Linked DNA regions of Homo sapiens: region 1 is linked to region 2. Evidence: chromatin contacts called from ENCODE Hi-C or POLR2A ChIA-PET data. All regions are on one chromosome and are shown on one strand. Each heading gives the region's core, a stretch centred on a gene start or an enhancer-like site at or near the end of the contact. The rest is flanking DNA. Distances are from core to core; before and after follow the strand shown. Region 1 has its middle 56 kb from the start of LINC03050. Region 2 has its middle 47 kb from the start of SPRED2.

Evidence for each region. A loop is a pair of places that touch in the nucleus more often than their neighbours do. ChIA-PET counts read pairs that join two places held with the same protein, here RNA polymerase II (POLR2A). Pooled maps may share reads with other maps.
Region 1: a pooled map shows a loop between it and region 2 (2.5-fold over the local background). The contact joins two enhancer-like sites. A Hi-C loop is called at or near these places in 5 of 50 pooled maps. POLR2A ChIA-PET finds 5 or more read pairs at or near these places in 5 of 52 experiments (HEK293, Panc1, WTC11 and 2 more).

What each region holds. Positions count from the first base shown.
Region 1 is chr2:65,542,273-65,549,736 of GRCh38, reverse strand. It overlaps the pseudogene RN7SL635P. Among named protein-coding and RNA genes, the nearest start is that of LINC03050, 56 kb to the left of the region's middle. Within about 2 kb of position 3,681, at least 3 of the 41 ENCODE cell types and tissues checked have a DNase peak (open chromatin) inside an H3K27ac peak, as active enhancers do.
Region 2 is chr2:65,475,746-65,483,258 of GRCh38, reverse strand. No RefSeq gene overlaps it. Among named protein-coding and RNA genes, the nearest start is that of SPRED2, 47 kb to the right of the region's middle. Within about 2 kb of position 3,503, at least 2 of the 41 ENCODE cell types and tissues checked have a DNase peak (open chromatin) inside an H3K27ac peak, as active enhancers do.

The DNA.
Region 1 (7,464 bases), core at 2,432-4,931, 66 kb before region 2:
TCCTGCCAGGGTCCTGTGTTCTGAGGTTTTTCTATTCCATTTCTAAGAAAATTATGCTTCCTAAAATCTGTGACCTCAGAACTTTATTCTCTGTTTTTCAAAATGTTGATCAAGTCATGCAATAGTGAATTCAAATGAAACTGGTTAACGGAAAAAGATACTAGTAGTTCCCTCACCCACATTCATCTCCAGAATCCATTTGTCACTGGAACATCTGAATAGGGCCACTTGGAAGCAGCCCCATGACATATTAACATCCTACAACATAAACACCCAGATGGCACAAGGGAGGCCCCCACACCAACACTTCACAAGAGCCGCCCCAACCAGCCACTGAGCACAGGAGCTTCGGCTTACAAAAGGCAGCTTACTCCCACCTACCAGGATCACAGAGCATGGCAGAGTGGCCTAGTCACCTTTGAAAGATTGCCTACTCTGTCCAAGATCTAAAAGCCATTGCTTAGAATGGTGACAGTTTTAGGTTACATCCAAATCTGGATCTGAAACCACTTTCCAAGTGTCTGTGTGTCCCCACCTCCTGCTGCAAGGGCTGCCTCAAGATGGGATGCAGGGTACATGACCTAAACGCCCAAAACCCCAGTAAGCATTTCTCATTGAGATCCACCTGCTGGCCCTTCTTAAGGGACAGAGCAAGCGAGTGGAGAGAAAGCCCAGGGACTCGGGTCACCTGCAGAAATGACAATCAGGAAAGCCGTGAGCCGGTTCCCCCACTGGGGCATATTCTGCTTTCTCCTCTTGCCTGAGTTGACTGTGACACGAAGACATTCCTCAGACCCAGTCCCAGTTACCAGAGGTGAGTCAGCTCAGCCCAACAATCCCAATTCAATGCTTATTCACAAATTGTAATTTTAGTACAATAGGGCACAGCTTTAAATAAGAGCTATGAGAAACCCACCCACCTATGACATGGCAGTGGGCTGCTCATCTCCCCACTCTGGGTGGACATTCTGTTAGTCATAGAGGAGCATCTGGGCCCAGCTCACTTGTCTCCCCACTTTCTTGTATCTCCAGACATTTTACCAAACAGACACTGAGTCAGAATAAGTAGGTTTAGCAATTAAAATCTGCGTGGAGGCTGCCTTCAGAAGCATTTGGAGGATTTGGAAATAAATATTCCTCCACTGCAAATCAAACACTCATTGTAAAAACCTGAATGTAATATGCATGAAGACAAACTCGAGCTGAAATCTCATGACATAATCTTTTTCTCCTTCAACGAGGAACATAAAGGACTTCCATTCGCTTGCAGGGCAGGCTGAATAATTCAGAGTAGAAGCAGAATGGTCTCTAAGTACAAGAAGCAGTGAGATCCTGTCAAAGGAAGCATCTACCTGGTTCTGAACACAGAAATTTCCATTGGAAACACTGTGCAGACAAGGAATGCCCCTAGACGACACCCTATCACACTAAAGCCGGGGTGTTGAAATGAGGCAGAGTCAGGTAGTCTGAACACACCCGATTTCTGGTCAATGCTTCCTTCAGCCTCAGAGAGGAAGTCAAGAGCTAGATGTTTCTGTATTTTGGCCAACCCTACAAGGCCAGCTGGAGAAGGCCCCCTGCAGCATCTCATCCCAGATGGAAGGAAAGGCACCCGAGCCACCAAGCCTGACATCATGCCAGGAAGATGGTCCTTCAGGATGGGTCATCTTTGTCCTCTCCAGGCCTGTTGTGGGAGCTGTGAGCCTCCTGGACCTGCTGGACCGCTCTAACAGGAGGTGGTTAGAGCCCCAGCTTAATATGGCCAAGGTTTGTCTTCCATTTACATGAGGATCACTGGATATCCCCCTTTTATAAAGTTCCTGGATTACACACTGCACCTCCCACCCCTGGTAGCTGGTGCAAACATCTGCCACCCAGGATCCATGCAGATCCAGTCTCACACACATGCATACACACACACACACACACACACACACACACACAACCTAAAAGCATCATTCCCAGAGCCAGAGCCTGCCACAGCCTCCTACAGGCAGCCCAGCTCCTGTTCAAGGTGAGGTCTAAGAGTTCCCAGCAGAACAGGGCCTGTCCCAAGGACATGAGCTATAACAAAGCCAAATTGTTTCACACTCTAGTCTTGACTAAGGAGCTCTCATTTTTCCATCTGGATGTCCAAAGCCACACTGCAGGCTGGCAGTGGATCCAGGCTAGAATGGACTTCTACTCTGAACGTAAGACACTGTTTCCATCATTCATTATGAGATACAAAATCTACATTCAAATGTCTCAGTCTGTAAAACTCCAGGCTAGTGGTTCTTAGCATTTTTAGGGTCACAGACTCCACTGAGAAATTGATAAAAACCAAAGACTCTTTGCCTGGTCAAATGTACTTTCACATAAAATTGATGGCACAGTTTTAGGGCTTAAAAGAAGCCCTGAAAACCATCCATAAATGACTAAAAGCCTCTTCCCTGGTCACTGGATTGTAAAGCAAGAGGGCACTTCCTAACCACTTTGCACCTGCCCAACTTCAGGTAATCTCAGTTAAAACGTCTCTTGTGTTAGGGTAAAGCACCAGTATTTCCTGGACTGGTCAAGAGTTAAGCCTGCAAGTAGCAGAAACTTCCTGGCTCACTTCTATGTGCTGGCAATGGGCAACATCTCTCAGCAGCTATGATTTTTTTTTTTTTTTTTTTGAGACGGAGTCTCCCTCTGTCGCCCAGGCTGGAGTGCAGTGGTGCCATCTCAGCTCACTGCAAGCTCCGCCTCCCGGGTTCACGCCATTCTTCTGCCTCAGGAGCGAGTAGCTGGGACTACAGGCGCCCGCCACTACGCCCGGCTAATTTTTTGTATTTTTAGTAGAGACGGGGTTTCCCGTGTTAGCCAGGATGGTCTCGATTTCCTGACCTCGTGATCCGCCAGCCTTGGCCTCCCAAAGTGCTGGGATTACAGGCGTGAGCCACCGCACCCGGCCTGCAGCTATGATTTGTTGAGCGGTTACTACATGCCAGGCCCAAAGCAGGGCTCCCATGCATTTTTGTCCTTTAACCCTTAAAATTACCCTATAATTGCAGGATCAATGTTTCCATTTTACAGATGAGGGCATTAAGGCTCAGAGAGGTGAAGTGCCCTTCTCAAGAAGTCCTGCAAGCTGCAAGTATGCCTGCCAACGCACTAAGGGCCCATCAATTGCACCAGGCATGGTCAGCCCGAGCAAATGCCTTCCTCTAAATTAGTAGGACTGGGCTAAAATCCCAGAGTACTTGGTGAGAGAGTTGCTAAAAATTTTGACTGTTTGCAAACTGGGATTGTCTTCATTTTTATTTGCCTTTGGACTTCCTGTTTAGAGATGAAAACAAGCACAGAATTTTCCGGAGGCCTACTCTTTCTGAATTTGTAATAGAACTACAAAAAGAACACTAATTTCAAGGAAGCCTCCATCTCCTCTTATAGATAAGATGTGTGTGTGATGAATGAAAACAAAAACTTAGCTCAGTGTGGAAGTTGATCATCAATAATGACATCAACTCAGCTTTAGTCACATTTAAAAAAAACTAGGAGTCTAACAACTGCATTTTAAAATAACAGTGACTGAACAAGCTTGGTAAGTAAGATCATTAGACAGACATTTAGAGAGTGACTTAGCCCTATGCCTGGCACTGTTCTATGCCCTGGCAATGCAGAGGTGGTAAGGCAAGGTCCTCTCCACAGCAAACTCATCATTAGCAGGGGAGGTGGGGAAGACATGTGATTAACTGGAATAACAATGTGTTAACTGCTTTACCAGTGATTTGACTGAGGTGCCAAAGGCCAGAGAGCAGGAAGTGAGTAATGCTGGGGAAAGGAGAGGAAAGGCCTCAGAGGCTCAGGGAAGGTCTCAGGAGGTCAGGGAAGGAAGAAGAAGATCTCTCCAAGTCCAGAAGGGCACTGTGGATGGAGGACACAGCGTCAATGGGAACCAGAGGGAAACTCATTAGAGACGAGAGCTGGCTGAGGTGCAGGCTCCATGTGTGGCAGGAGGAGATACAGGATGGGAGCCAGAATAGGAAGGCGGTAGCCACATGCTGAAGGCCTTGGTGGCTGGGCAGTGGCTCACACCTGTAATTCCAACACTTTAGGAGGCCGAGGCAAGAGGATTGCTCAAGCCCGGGAGTTCTAGGCTACGGTGCACCACGCCGATCAGGTATCTACAGTAGGTTTGTCATCAATATGGTGACCTCCCTGGAGCAGGGGACCACCAGGTTGCCTAGGCAGAGTGTACCAGGCCAGGTCAGAAACTAAGCAGGTCAAAACTCCCATGCTGATCAGTAGTGGGATCATGCCTGTGAATAGCCACTGCACTCCAGCCTGGGCAACATGGTGAAATCCCATCTCAAAAAAAAAAAAAAAAGGCCTTGGTCAACTATGAGGAGTCACCAAGAGGTTTTTTTTTTTTTAATGGAGAAAGGACTCAGTGACATTTATATGGTAGAAAGATAGCTGTGGCAGACGCATGAAAGGTAGAATTTACCTGGGAGAAACCGTAAGCAAAAAAATGGAAGAGAAAGTCTCTGCAATTACTTTAAGCCAAGGACGAGGAAGGCTGGATTCCAGATATTCAAAAACAAACATTCCCACAGCAAACCAGCAGGGTCAGATGGTGACAGGGAAGGCACAAAGCAGAAAAAGAAATGCCTCCGAGGTTTCTAAGTGGAGCCGTCAGTCAACGATGATGCCGGTCAGAGAAAGGAAGCCCAGGAAGAAGAGCCAGTCCCGAGGTAAGGAGACAACAAGATGATGAGCTGTGTTTTGGACAGGTTGATTTTGAGGTGGCCAAAGGAGAGTAGGTAAATCGTCTGCAGATGACAGCTTTAGAAGATTATAAGCATAAAGCATGAAGAAAAAGAGACAAGAACTAAGGATAGAAGCTTAGGAATATTAATTTTAAAAAGGAATTGAAGGAGAGAAGAGCTAGCAAAAGATACTGAGTATGAACAGTTGAACCTGGGCTGTGGTCAAGACACCTTCCAAGAAGTCAAATACCAAAAGCCACAGAGAGGTAAGGGAGAATAAGACCCAAAAGGAAGGCCCTCAATCAGGCTGTTAGAAGTTCCTTACTGCGTTTTCAATTTCAGCAGAACCTTACGGGATTTGGGAATGGAAGCCGAAAGTTGATACTACTCTTTGAAGAATTTTAACCAAGGATGGAAGAAAAGAGATCATCCACCCTCGTGACAAAGCCTTCCTTTGTCATGGAGGGAGTGTGTGACCTATTACATGCCAGACCATGTAACCTCACCAGCCTCATCACGTCACGCCTGTGTTTGAGTGAGGCAGGTGAAGAGGGACATGCCTATACTGTGGCTAACGTCCAGAACTGGCTAATGATCCTCATTGCTAGTACCGCCAAGTATTCATAGTTCAGGACTTAAATTGTCCTAGAAAATGTAGGGTAAAGACTACTGCTCAACATTCCAGTGAGAGGCTGAGACTTCAGTGGCCCATCGGAAGAGGAGACCTATTTACTAAGAAAACACAAAACCAGGCCAGGTGCAGTGGCTCATGCCTGTAATCCCAGCACTTTGGGAGATCAAGGCAGGAGACTGTTTGAGCCCAGAAGTTCAAGACCAGCCTGGGCAACATAGTGAGACCCCAGTTTCTGCAAAAAAAAAAAATAATTTTTTAAATTAGCTGGGCATGCTGGCATGCACCTGTAGTCCCAGCTACTCAGGAGGCTGAGGCAGGAGGATCATTTGAGCCCAGGAGATCGAGGCTGTAGTGAGCTATGATTGTCCCACTGCACTCCAGCCTGAGTAACAGAGTGAGACTTCACCCAAACCAAAAAATAAAAATAAAAAGAAGAGAAAACATAAAACCAACAGTGCAAGTGGCAAATATACTGCTGTTGATAATTTTGGTAATACCAAGTTGAAGGTTCCAGGAAGCAAGCATTTTCAGACACCACCGGTGAGGATTTACAGTAGCACAACTTATCAACAAGTAACTCAAAAAAAAGGGGAAGAAAAACCTAAAAGATTGCAGACACTGTAGCCCAGCGATTCAACGTACACAAACTTATTCTATAAAAGTCACAAGGATATCTGCAAAGATTTATCTACAAGCATATTTATCATAACTTTGTTTATAAGAGTTTAAAACTGGAAACAATGTAAATTTCCAACAACAGGAAATTAGTTAAACACATTGTTATACATCTCCATAGGATACAATACTCGGCAACCATTTAAAATGTTAAGTAGGCTGAGCATGGTGGCTCATGCCTATAATCCCACCATTTTGGGAGGCCAAGGCGGGAGGATCACTTGAGCTCAAGGGCTTGAGACCAGCCTGGACAACATAGTGAAACCTCATCTCTGCAAAAGAATTTTTAAAAATTAGTCAGGCATTGTAATCTCAGCTACTTGGGAGACTGAAGCAGGAGAATCACTTGAACCTAGGAGGTGGAGGTTACAGTGAGCCAAGATCACGCCACTGCACTCCAGCCTGGGCGACAGAGTGAGACTGGGTCTCAAAAAAAAAAAATTAGTCAGGCGTGGTAGTGCACACTTATAGTCCCAGCTACTCAGGAGGCTGAGGTAGGAGGATCACTTGTGCCCAGGATGTTAATGAGCAGTGAATGCATCACTGCACTCCAGCCTGGGTGACAAAGTGAGACCCTGTCTCAAAATAAAATAAAATAAAATGTTAAACAGGCAACTATTTAGCAACCCAGAAAAAACGGTCACATTATATTATTAAATTTTAAAAAATAGTTCACAAAAGATAATGAGTACATTAAATATGTATATATATATACACACATGCACTCATACACACTCAGACAAAAGACTAGAAGAATGGACACCAAAATAGTAACACATTCAAATGAAAGAGGAAGAATATGCACCAAAATAGTAACAGTATCTAAATTTCTGGATGGCACAATAATGGGTGGTTTTAATTTACTTTTTGCTTCTCCGTATTTTCCAAAATATTTATAAGAAACACTCTATAGCTTTGGTAATTAAAAATAGTCTGTTATTTTTAATATAATAAAAATAGTTTCATATAATTAAATAGCTTAATATAATAAGATAGTCTTTTTAAATATAAAAGTAATAGAATCTGATCATTTAAAATCCAAAAAGTATTAAAGCATATTAAGAAAAAATTAAAAGTGTTCCATTCCCCTAATTCCTCCAAATCAGATTCCCCATAAAAAAAATCACAGAGGCCTTTGTTACATTATTGTGGATTTTTTTCTATCTAAATATATGTATACATTAAAAGTAATTTAAAAGATTTTTTTTAATTTTAGATAGTAGAAGACTAAGATCAGGAATCAGCAAGCTTTTTCTTTTTTTTTTCTTTCTTTCTTTTTTTCTTTTTTTTTTTTTTGAGATGGAGTCTCACTCTGTAGCCCAGGGTGGAGTACATTGGCACAATCTCGGCTCACTGCAACCTCCACCTCCTGGGTTCAAGCGATTCTCCTGCCTCAGCCTCCTGTGTAGCTGGAATTACAGG
Region 2 (7,513 bases), core at 2,254-4,753:
TGAAGGCTAGCTAGAAGCATGAGCTGTGCAATCCCACTCCTAGGTACTTACTCAAGAGAAATGAAAAGCTACATTCACATGAAAACCTGCACAAATGTTTACCCACCTTTATTCAGCCCGCGCTGGGCACAACCCACATGTCCTTCACCTGAAGAATGGATAAACAAACAGTGGTACATCCATACAACGTAATATTTCTCTGCAACAAAAAGGAACAAAAGATGGATGTATGCAGATTTTGCTAAATGAAAGAAAATAGTCTCAAAGGGCTGTATGATTCCATTTGTATAACATTCTAGAAAAAGTAAACAGAAAACTGATCGCTGCGTATACAGGGGGCAGGGGCAAATAGAAGGAAGGGATCGAGGCTGGGTGCAGTGGCTCACACCTGTAATCCCAGCGCTTTGGGCAGTCGAGGCAGGAGGATCACGTGAGGTCAGGAGTTTGAGACCAGCCTGGCCAACATGGTGAAACCCTGTCTCTACCAAAAATACAAAAATTAGCCAGGTGTAGTGGTGCATGCCTGCAGTTCCACCTACTTGGGAGGCTGAGGCAGGAGAATCGCTTGAACCTGGGGAGACGGAGGTTGCAGTCAGTGAGCCAAGATTGCGCCACTGCATTCCAGCCTGGGTGACAGAGGGAGACTCCGTTTCCAAAAAAAAAAAAAAAAAAATTAGAAGGAAGGGATTGATTACAAAAGGACGCAAGGGAATTTTTGAGGGTGATGGAGCTGTTCTGTATCTTTATCATGGTGGTATTTCACTTGTCAATCCTCATAGAATTGTACACTGCCAAAACAAAGTGAATTTTACTTTATGTAGATTATACCTCAATTTAAATTATTTATTTCTTTATTTTTAAAGACAGAGGTCTCCTTATGTTGCCCAATCATGCCTCAGCCTCTAGAGTAGCTGGGACTATTGGCGCACGCCACTGCTCCCAGGTTATATACATCAAAAAAAAAAAAAAAAAAAAAGACATGGGCCTTGGGGTCACTAGCCTGTTACAGAACCTCAGCCCCACCATTTCCTTAGCTGTGTGACCTTGGACAAGTTCCTTAAGCTTTCTGGGCCTTGGTATCCTCATCTGTACATGGTGATGCAATAGTTCCTGGTTCACAGGTTAGGAGGATATAGTGAATGTGTATATGTAATGCAGTGTCCAACACCCATTCTGCATTAGATCTCACTATGACTAGCCAGCCAACAGTCACAGTATGAAGTCACTTCTCAGGTGGGCTTAAAAATCTGTCTGCCCTGTGCTCTATCCCCCACCTCCTTCCAAGTGGCCCTCTGCCCAGCCTGGATTCCTGGGAGGTACCACCCCAGGGCAGCTAGCTTCTTGGCATTTTATTAGACTACACGAAACATTGTTTGATTATAGGTTCTAATACTCTTTTTTCTTTAGTTTTAGGGGGCAAGTGTGTGTGTCATATTGCCTAGCTAACACTTTCTCTTGAAAACTTTCTGTCCAACTTAACTGTTTTAAAGATCCCAAGCAGACTTTTTCATAGTTAGGAAGTTATGTGAAATGTCCCATTCATTATATTAAGTAACAAGATGAACACTTCCTGATATATTTTCATTGGTTAGGATGAAGTTCGGGGCACTAACCACATGTGCACTGTGGGCAGGATTTGACAGGGACAATCATGCTGTTAGAGTTTATGGAGCACCCTGTCTGTGCCAGGAGTGCTGGACCTCTAGGCAGTCACATAGCTCCTTCCCAGCTTCTGAACCTGAGTATACATGCTGTCAATATGCAGATACCCCACCTGTTGGGGTCTCTGTTTCTCCACTGTGGTTTTTTTTTAGATGGACTCTTGCTCTGTTGCCAGACTGGAGGAAGTGGTGCGATCTTGGCTCACCGCAACCTCTGCCTCCCAGGTTCAAGCAATTCTCCTGCTTCAGCCTCCCGAGTAGCTGGGATTACAGGCGCCCACCACCATGCCTGGCTCATTTTTGTACTTTTAGTAGAGACAGGGTTTCGCCAAGTTGGCCAGGATGGTCTCAACTCGGCCTCCCAAAGTGCTTGAATTATAGGTGTGAGCCACCGAGCCTGGCTTACTTTTGTTTTTTTGGAATTTTTATATTTTTAGTAGAGACAAGGTTTCACCATGTTGGCCAGGCTATTCTCAAACTACTGACCTCAAGTGATCCACCCACCTCGGCTTCCCAAAGTGCTGGGATTACAGGCATGAGCCACCGCACCCGGCCTCTCCACTGTGATTTTAAAGGCCCATTCTGGACCCATTCCAGGGCTCTATGACTTGGAAATTGCATTGTAATCAGTGGTGGCTAGAAGATAGTTCTATGGGAACTGATAATGGTGGCGACAGTGGTGGTGAAGATGAGGATGCTTCCAACCTGGAGAAGAGGAAGAAGTTAAAGTGGGGCAGGCATGATGGCTCATGCCACAATCCCAGCACTTTGGGAGGCCGAGGTGGAAGAATCACTTGAGCCCAGGAGTTAAAGACCAGCCTGGGCAACAGAGCAAGGCCCGTTTCTATAATTGTTATTAATTGAAAAAAAAAAAGAAGTTAAAGGAGTGTTTTTAATGGAAGTAGCTAATTTACAAGTTTCCATTCCTTTTGCTGCTTTGAGACTACTTGTGAAGGACTAGAAAGATACACGGCCCCTCGAATGCGGTAGGAGAATGGGGAGAGAGCACAGGAGGGCTTCAACTGATATTTTTAAGGTTTTATTCCTTAAAACATTTGTAAGTCAATTCAATAAAGCCAAAAGTTAAATAGGGGTGTTCGGAGTCCATACCTATGAGTTATAATGCACTCTGCACTTTTTCACGTTTGAAATATTTCTCAATCATTTTTTTAAGAGACACCATCCCTTCTTAAGTAGTCATGAAAACTGTGGTACAGGGCATTTTTCATCACAGAAAGGGTATTTCTGTGTCTAGCTGAGCAATCAATTATTCCTTGGATATAACACCCCACTGATTCGTTCTCCCTCTCCCCTCTGAATGTTGCACAGGATCCTGCCTATACCGATGATTGGATGAACGAGTGAACTGGCGGGTACTTAAGTTCCTTTATTCTCTTACTTTTTGATTTTTTTAATTTTTGAGAAGGATTCTTGCTCTGTTGCCCAGGCTGCAGTGCAGTGGCACAATCTCGGCTCACTGCAACCTCTGCCTTCCGGGTTCAAGCAATTCTCCTGCCTCAGCCTCCCTAGTAGCTGGGATTACAGGCATGGACCATCACACCCAGCTAATTTTTGTATTTTTAGTAGAGACAAGGTTTTGCCATGTTGGCCAGACTGGTCTCAAACTCCTGACCTCCGGTGATCAGCCTGCCTCGGCCTCCCAAAGTGCTGGGATTACAGGCGTGAGCCACCACATGCGGCCTTAAGTTCCTTTAAACCCTTCATACTAGCAGGTCAGCTCCTCCTCCATACTCCTCGCTGGACCCCGGGCTGACAACCTGCTGATGGAGCAGCTTTGAGCAAGCTTTGCTCAAGGGCAGCTCCCGAGAGAACTCGGGTGCCCTGGCTGGGCCAGGGAATAAAAAGGACTGTGCGTTTCAAAGGAAGGGGCGAGGGGAGGGGTGAATCAGCCTCGCCTCAAAGGCTAAAAATAATCTGGCTTTGTAGACTCTTCCTCCAACTACTCAGGGCCCGGAAAACGGGAGGGGGGGAGAAAAGGGTGGGATCTTTGCATCAGTCCTAACTATTAAGCGTGTGTTTGTCAGAAAAGAGTTAAAAGGGAACCTTCATCCTTGTCTGTCTTCCAAGTCTACTTCTTATAACTTGAACTCATCACTCATCTCGTTTGTAATAAACGCAATTAGAAGGAGCCAGGTGGGTTCCCGCTGTTGCCTTGTCCCACTGTTGTCTCTTGTCTCACAGTTTAGAGAAAAGCCCAGACAGGCACCGAATGCAAGTCAGCCTCCCTGGAGCCTGTATCCCCACATGTACCTGAGCCTGGACATGTGGCCTATATGGGTACAGAATCCTATCTCTTTTCAGGTTGTTTGGGCTGATCCCCTACATACATTCATAACAAAGGAGACAATGAGCAGGAGATGCTTGTACCCTCCTTGAGCAAATCCAAGTGGCGTTCCAGCCTTCCTGTTGTCAGATGCAAGCTTCCTGTGTGTGCCAGGGATGGAGTTTTCTCTTTACTCCTGGTCTGCAAATTCTCTCAGCAAGACAAGGACTCCTTGCTGCCCAGCATGCTTCTCTACCCTGCCTGAACCTGGGTGTTTGTAAACCTGTCAGAAATTCCAGAGGGCTGACTTCCTTTATAAACCAGGTTAGAGACAGTCCAGGAAACCTACTTACTGGCCAGCACCTGGGGATGTCGGAGCTACAGCCTCCTAATGGGCTCCTGGACTGGGCAATTTTCCCTGAGGCAGTAAGCAACATGGGCGGTTCTGCTCCTTTTCATCTGCTGAGTAAAACCTTTTCCCGGCAAACTAGGTCTTCTTAAGTGCAATGACTTGTGTGTGGAACTGCACACCATGACTGGCTCCAGCCTAGCCACCCTCCAACACAGAAGTCTCACGCAGTGGGACACAAGGCTGCCACATAGACACTTCCCTTTTCTTGGTGACTATGCCACCTCCGTTGGTTGGAAAGGTATATCAAGGAGTCCAGCTTCCTTAACCCAGGTGTTATTGCTACATATTTGCCAGGATTTTATGTGCTGCAGAAACACTTCAAGTTTTCCATAGGATCGTTCCGAGTCAGGATGGTTCTGAGCATCTTCCAAATGAGGTGAGAAGGCAGTAAACTCCCTGGATGTGGACTTGAAAAACCATCAGATTCCACCCCCCTAAATCCCAAAATACACTTCTTTGTTCTTTGAATTACTTACAAAAAAGAATATGAACAGCTGACATCTCCTCAAGACTTGCTTTCTACCAGGCTCTACCTGTGCTAAGCTTTTAAGTAGATCACCTCCTTCAGTCCCCACATTTACAGGAGTTTGGGGTTGGGGGTGGGGGGCTGAGGTTTTAACAGAGTCATGAAAGGTTCCACTGTCATGCAACCCATAAAAGGGATTCAAACTCAGATCTGTCTAGCTCTACATCCAGAGCTGGTAACCATGATGTCCAGAAGTGCTCTGTTGAGATGCAAGTGGTCTAGTGTGGAAAGTGTACAAGGACAAACCTTGGAAAACTTGTGTTTGAATCTCTAGATCAGATTCTAATTTTCTTTCTTTTCTTTTCTTTTTTTTTTTTTTTAGAGATGGATTCTTGCTCTGTCACCCAGGCTGGAATGCAGTGGCTCCATCATAGCTCACTGCATCCTTAAGTTCCTGGCCTCAACTCATCCTCTTGCCTCAGCCTTCCAAGTGCTGGGATTACAGGTATGAGCCTACATCCTAATTTTCTATGTGACTGTGAGGACTAGCACCATCTCTCTGGATGTCAGATCCGAGGAAAATAAATAATGGTATTAGGTCAGCCTGTTTCTCAAAAGTGCTTGCTTGTGTTTTACCGCTAATCTCTAAAGGAAATGGAAAGGAGATAAGCAAACAACATACAAGAGGAAGCGACCAGGATTCTTCAGCCTTGCCAGTCTTCTTAGAAAGGATCACAGGAGGGTGGGGCCCTCTTTCTAGATGGTTTCTGGAGACCAATCCCCTCCCACCTGCCTTCTCCGGGTGGTCTAAAACCTTCCCACTATCATTAGACAAAGGAGTCCTAAAAAACAACCACCTCGAAATGGGCCAATGTAGGTGTCCAGGTCTCAAGGGCTTCATTTACATCTCGAGGGAAATAAGCTGACCCCCTTTCCAGTTACTGAAGCCATTAAACTCAGAAAGGGCTCTCCCCAAAAGCAAGCAAGAGAGATGTCTGAGGCAGAGCCTGAAAAGGCCCCATAACGGGCATCAAAATTATTTGAAGTTCGATCTATATCTTTTAAAATATAGACAAAGGGCTGGGTGCGGTGGCTCACGCCTGTAATCCCAGCACTTTGGGAGGCCGAGGTGGGCAGATCACGAGGTCAAGAGATGGAGACCATCCTGGCCAACATGGTGAAACCCCATCTCTACTAAAAATACAAAAATTAGCCAGGCATTGTGGCAGGCACCTGTAGTCCCAGCTACTCGGGAGGCTGAAGCAGGAGAATCTTTTGAACCTGGGAGGTGGAGGTTGCAGTGAGCCAAGATCTCAATGAGAGGTGAAGCCAGATGGACTTCCTGGGTCAAGTGGGTACTTGAAGAACTTTTCTGTCTTAGCAAGGGGATTGTAAAATGCACCAGTCAGCGCTCTGTAAAAACACACCGATCAGCGCTCTGTAGCTAGCAAGAGCATTGTGAAATGCGCCAATCAGCGCTCAGTAAAATGCACCAATCAGCGCTCTGTAAAATGCACCCATCAGCAGGATCCTAAAAGTAGCCAATTGCAGGGAGGATTGAAAAAAAGGACACTCTAGTAGGACAGAAAGGGAATACCGGAAGGGCCAATAAGAGAATAAAAGCTGGCCACTCCAGCCAGCATCGGCAACCCGCTGTGTTCCTTTTCTACGCTGTGGAAGCTTTGTTCTTTCGCTCTTCACAATAAATCTTGCTGCTGCTCACTCTTTGGGTCCGTGCCACCTTTAAGAGCTATAACATGGCCGGGCGCCGTGGCTCACGCCTGTAATCCCAGCACTTTGGGAGGCCGAGGCAGGCGGATCATGAGGTCAGGAGCTTGAGACCATCCTGGCTAACACGGTGAAACCCCGTCTCTACTAAAAACACATAAAAAAATTAGCTGGGCTTGGTGGCGGGCGCCTATAGTCCCAGCTACTCGGGAGGCTGAGGCAGGAGAATGGCGTGAACCCAGGAGGCGGAGCTTGCAGTGAGCCGAGATGGCGCCACTGCACTCCAGCCTGGGCGACAGAGCCAGACTCTGTCTCAAAAAAAAAAAAAAAAAAAAAAAAAAAGAGCTATAACACTCACCGTGAAGGTCCGTGGCTTCATTCTTGAAGTCAGCAAGACCACAAACCCAACGGCAGGAACAAACTCCAGACACAGCACCACTGCACTCCAACCTGGTGACAGAGCGAGATGCCATACTGTTATTCCTCCCACCTCATAGATAGGGAAACTATTCTCCACTTCATTGCTGCCTTTCCTTTAATGACACCCAGGGATGTACTACAATTGGCCTGTGGCTTCTCCCACCTCGGACATTATGGATGTGTGCCTTCCCTTCACGAAGACTGTATGAGAATCTTTATTATTATCATTTTCAAACTATAAAGTATATAATAAACATTATGGTAAGCATAATTCCCTCCAAGCTTCACCCTTCTGCAAGGCTGAGAAGCCCCTTCTACTCCTCTGAGAATCCCTGAAACATGAAGTTGCTTTGGGTGTTGCATTATTTCAGGTAAAGACCCAGTTTAATGTGGTGATAAGCAGCTTGAACTCAAAGCATGGGCTCAGGAGTTACAAATTCCCACTCAGCACCTCCCCCTTGTGTGATTTTCAGCTACTCATATATCCTCTTAGCCTCAGTTACTTACCTGTAAAACGGGGGTAATAATAGGACTTATCCATA